Regions from separate parts of the Homo sapiens genome. Here region 2 is linked to region 1. A link is a contact called in ENCODE Hi-C data. All regions are on one chromosome and are shown on one strand. The core of a region is the stretch at or near the end of the contact, and the rest is flanking DNA. Distances in the headings are between cores, read along the strand shown.

The links. Hi-C counts contacts between places; a loop is a spot of excess contacts on that map. Pooled maps may share reads with other maps.
Region 2: a loop to region 1 is called in a pooled map, with 8 times the contacts of the local background. The contact joins the promoter of TBC1D8B here to the promoter of PRPS1 in region 1. A Hi-C loop is called at or near these places in 6 of 50 pooled maps.

The regions. Positions count from the first base shown.
Region 1 is chrX:107,627,215-107,629,885 of GRCh38, forward strand. It overlaps PRPS1 (phosphoribosyl pyrophosphate synthetase 1), which reads left to right and starts at 1,296. Exons shown (of 7, transcript NM_002764.4): 1 at 1,296-1,536. The coding sequence starts at 1,415. RefSeq lists a silencer at 1,134-1,183.
Region 2 is chrX:106,801,362-106,804,032 of GRCh38, forward strand. TBC1D8B (TBC1 domain family member 8B) reads left to right here and starts at 1,312. Exons shown (of 21, transcript NM_017752.3): 1 at 1,312-1,622. The coding sequence starts at 1,493.

The DNA.
Region 1 (2,671 bases), core at 46-2,545:
TGATGGAAGACTACTAATATTCTGCCTTGCAGTTTACTTCCTTCTCCAAGTATTCCTATATACATGGGCCTACATTAAATTTCTGAGCTTGTAAAAGTGCAAAAAAGGTCAGAAGGAGAAGTCCTCCATGGACACTGCTGAAAATAGCAGTAAGACAAAGACAGGATGCTGCTTTGAGTATTTTCTGCCTTTGCCACTTAGATAAATCCCTCTCCCACCTCCATCTCAGTTTTATCATATGTAAAACGACTATATGATCTCTGAGGTCCCTTCTATTTTTACATTTGGTAGTTATGAGCACTATGGTCACTTTTGATTCCAGAATTGTATGATTTTTATCTTCTCCTAACCCATGCTTAAAATATGCTTAATGGAAACATGGTGCAAGAATAAAGGCTCACTTAGGTCCAATTAACAAGTATCGCTATAAAAATAATAAAACATGGTGTAAAAGGCCACATTAGCAACATGTAGCTGATGACATTGAGGCTTACATGAGGCAGACAGGACTAAAACCCAGGTTTTTTCAAATCCCTTCAGGGCTCTTTATCTGAAGTCCCATAGAACACTATACTTTCTTTCCTTTCCGAGGGCTATAAAAGTTAGATCTTTATTGTCCAGATAGTTTGGAAAATCCATCTTCCTTCACTTGTTTCAACATACTTGGTTCCAGCACTAGAAACAAAACAACTTTCTCTTGCAGTGTCTCTTGGATGATTCAGGTGGCATGCCTTCAGTCACTTCCCCCATGTAAACTGTCTTGCAGGCAAAGGCGACACTGCAATTACAATGGGCAAGCAAACTCCTTGCATGCACGTCTGTGATGTAAAAGTGTTTTAATTCAGCCCCATCCTTATAAAGAGATAAAAAATGTGTTCAGAAACATGCAAACTCGTGGCTGTCATCCTGATAAACAGATTTTCTTAAAGGAAACTGTAAACCAGAGCCAGACTTACTTTCCTGCGCTGAGGGAGGGGAAATAAAAAAGCAGGCATGGTTGATTTCCCGCTAGCGGGAACGATCTGGCCTCAGACGTCACCAGCATCCCTCCACCCCCAGTCCAACGTCTCCTGTCCCCAACAGCCTAGCTACAGGGGGCCGGGCTATGGGTTAGTCTCGCCCCCGTTCATGCTCTTCACCCAATACCTGAGAGAATCGGAAGGAGGCAGAGCTACACCGAGGACCAAACCCCGCCCTTCGCTCCCTCTTAGCTAATCGTTGCCAGCGGGGTGTGGACTTCGCCGCTGACCCCACCTCCGCCGCTTTGGGTAATTTAGAGCCGCGCGCCGGGCGGGAATGTAAGATGGCGGAGTAGCAACGCAAAGCGCTTGGTATTGAGTCTGTGGCCGACTTCGGTTCCGGTCTCTGCAGCAGCCGTGATCGCTTAGTGGAGTGCTTAGGGTAGTTGGCCAGGATGCCGAATATCAAAATCTTCAGCGGCAGCTCCCACCAGGACTTATCTCAGAAAATTGCTGACCGCCTGGGCCTGGAGCTAGGCAAGGTGGTGACTAAGAAATTCAGCAACCAGGAGACCTGGTAAGGACCAAGTTGGGACCCTGACTAGACCTCACCTGCCCAGGCGGCAGAGTATAGGAGGGATGGGGTCGCCGCTTGAGCTCAAACAGACTGGGGGTTGGGGGGAGAGGGTGCAGCTCTGTGACTAGCCTACCCCACGGGCTGTTTCCGTTATTTTACCTCTCGCGGGAGGGTCACGTTCATTCTTACCGTGCGGTGGGGTGGAGTCAAAAGATGGAGTGTGAGGCGAAGCTTCTGCGTTTGAGGGCAAGGGCTGGGGGACCCAATAGATAGTGGCTGCATAGAGCGACGAGAGGGGACCGACGCTTAGCCAGGGCGGTAGGGACACGTGGCTTGGCTTTGCTGTTGAGCCACCCAGGCTGGACTGGGTTGCTTCAGCTCTTAGACTAGCTTGCATTTAGAGAGCCTACCTGCGTACTGAGCTCTCCTGGTCTTTCTTTTCCTAGAGTCCAATAAGCAGCTTTTTGATTCGAAATGGTGTTGGTCCGTTCGGCTTGGTGTTGAGGGAAACTGACATTATATACTGCAGGCGCCAAAATTATTACGACTTCCCTTAGATCAGCAAGCGTTGGCTTTTCTCATCTTATGAATCATCTACCTGAGTAATTGGAGCCATAAATCTAGTTGATTTGTTAAAGTGATGCGTTGACTCTGCATCCTTGATAGCCAGCATCTCAGCTTGAGCCATCCAAAAAATCTTGGAAATCTCAATTCTGGAATGTTTGACCTTCCCCAGTGCAGCTAGTGGTACAGATAATGCAAAAGCGTATTTTTCAGTAACCGAGTCCATCCTGGACTTGGCTCCTTCTTTAAGCTCTGTGTAGGGAATTTAGGAAACAATTTTATACCTGAATGTTAAAGATAATTGAGGACAGGCAATGTAGTGGAAGACTAGGATTGGACAGTGCATTGCAACTTGCGTTTTTTCCATTGCCTTGCCAGTAAAACTTGCTTCCTCGACTCCGACTTACACCCTCTACCGGCACCATGGGACTGTTTTAGAGATGACTTGGTTACCTGATTATTTCAGTGCCCCTTCCACCTAAGTGTGGGATCTTTAGTTTCTGATAGGTGTAATTTGTATTTTATTGTTACCCTATCGATTAAATCAGAGCCCTGCCCACAATCTTACAGA
Region 2 (2,671 bases), core at 62-2,561, 830 kb before region 1:
TGCGATGGCTTTTCCCAAAGATACATTGCAGTCTGGACTCTGAAAGGATTATCTCTTTCCAAACTGTCCAGATAGCTGCCTTGGGACTACTTACTGCCATTTAGTAGAAGAGAATCCCAGATTGCCCCTTTTCTCATTCACAAGAAAAATCCCTGCTTGGAGCACACGCCTGCCTCACTCGAGATGGCACACATCTTGGAAGGTTACCCCAGAGATGCTCCTCCAGGGCAGAGTTCCTTGGCTTGGCATCTGCGTGTGCCCCACCCCATTTTTTTTTAATCCACATGACTTTGAGGCTCTATTCTCAAAACAGCTTGCCAAGAGCCCTTTGCTTATACATGGCCTCCCAACTCCTTCCTCCCTCTAAACTTTTTTTCACTTTTAATGCACTCTTTAATTCCGGTGGACTTAGTTATTGCAATAAATAAAAACATCTGTCAAATATTTCCTCACAGCGATATCATGCAAATTATTGACCTCATTCACCTTAGTGTTCAAACCGCTGCGCATCATTGCCAAGATACAAAGAGATCAAGTTTGCTTCCAAAGGGATTTTTTTAAGAGTTTAAGAAAAAAAAAAATGCACATAAATTGTTTAGATTCCAAAATAGGAAGCTGGACAAGAGATTTTCTGTGGTTCATTACAGCAGTTTAATAAACAGATAGGGGCGACAGTGAAGGAAAGGAGCGGTGCACGGAGTGAAGAAAACGCGTGGCTTCTGGAAATTTTATATTCTTCCTATATAACCAAAAAGAGCTTAATCTAGGCATGAATTTTGGATTTAGAGAAGGAATCGTATCACTGACTGTGTGACCTTGGATAAGTCGCCTCACCCGACAGTGCTTTCCTTTATTAATGTGCAAAGCGGGGACGAATGTCCACTTCGCAAGACTGCTGTGAGGATTACGTGAGATCGCCTGAGTCTATAGTGAGAGCTCATTAAATGTTAGTTGTTGCTACTGCTACTTCCTGGAATGAACCGATATTCCAAAATTCCAGAAACTTTGTTTTCTACAGTTTAATGCCTTCGGCTGTAAAATGATAAAAAGAAGCAACACCTTTACACCTGGGACTCACTTATTTGAACCAAAAAAATGCTTTAAACTTCAGATAGGCAAAACACACTTAACTGATGGCTGGGACCCGCTTTGAAAGCACCCCCACCCATTCTCACCCCAGTGTATTGTGGGAAGGGTAGTCCCATGTTCCAGTCGCTTGAGCACAGAAAAGCGCGTAGGAAACTACAACTCCCAAGAGGTAAAGAAGCGGGACTATTTCCCAGTCTGGCGGTAGCGCTGTGGGAGGGAATTGGCAATCTCTCTGCCTACGTGGGAGAGAAGGGAGGGTTGGGGGAAGTGTGGAAAACCTGAACCTGAGCTGCTGTCGCCTGAGGAAGATTTGGTGGGAGGAGAAGCAGAGGGGAAGAGACGGGTTGAGAGTGAGGTGAGGAGGGCATCTAGGTCACTGCTCCCGGGGGGCACAAAGTTCGCGATGTGGCTGAAGCCTGAGGAAGTGCTTCTGAAAAATGCGCTGAAGCTGTGGCTGATGGAAAGGTCCAACGACTACTTCGTGCTGCAGCGGCGTCGGGGCTACGGGGAGGAAGGCGGAGGGGGGCTCACAGGTAAGCTGTGGCCACCCTACCTGCCTCTGGGCTGTGTTCGCTGTTACTTAAAAGGTGGTGAGGACAACAGTTACTCGTCGCTACCAGTTTCCCGATCCTAAATCGTGGGCGGAGGGACTGGGGTTCTTCTCCCGACACCACCTTTCCGCCACCACCTCCAAGTCCTGAGAATGTCTCACTGGACGACGAGTTGCTCTTTGGTTGGGACAGGTGAAGGGAGGAGCGCGGTTCTTTCTGAGGCCAAGGAAGAAACGGGTACCTACCTTGTCGCTTCCCATGGGGGGAGGGAGGCTGATGATGAGTGTTAGACCTAGACAGGTCGCATTTAGGCTGGTGACAGGGGCCAGTTCGCAGTTGTGAACTTAACTTTTTTCACAGAACCCATACCGATCATCAGCACCCTGGGGAGATTAAGCGTATGGGGGATGGGATGGAGTGGGTACGCGGGGATGGTGAGGAGAAAGGGAGGCGCCCAATCACATCCTGAGAAATAGACTTCAAAAGAAATATTAGGGAGGAGGGAGAACTGGAGTCAGGAGAGGTGGAGGGGTAGGCTCAGAATTGCTGATCTCTCCCAATTTAGCATCTTTTACTTTGTCTCCAAGTTTTCAATCTTTGGGATCCCCTCTCAAAGGCTATTAACAACGTCGTAATAAATTAATCTCTTGAGTGACTGGTGCTGCCCCTTCATTCAAAGCTGTGATTGTAAGCCAGACGGTAAGAGTTTAACTCTTCCTGTCTAACCCACCCTGACCCCAATTCTTAAAAAGTGTTTTTTGGCCAAATGTTTAAAGTTTCCAGAGAAAGTTATTTTGAGACCACTCATCTTGGGTAGGGATATTTAAAGTTTTGGACGTTGGGAAAGCAAGAGCTCTTTTTCTAATCAATCTCTAATTTGGTATTGTGACCTTGAAGTGGTAGACCAGGCAGCGTGATGTAATGGAAAGAGGGAAGAGTCCCGAAAACCTGCATTTTAGTCCCATCCTACTCTCTTACTTGTTGGATGACATTCCTCAAACTCTTTCATTTACTCAACCTTAAGCACCTAC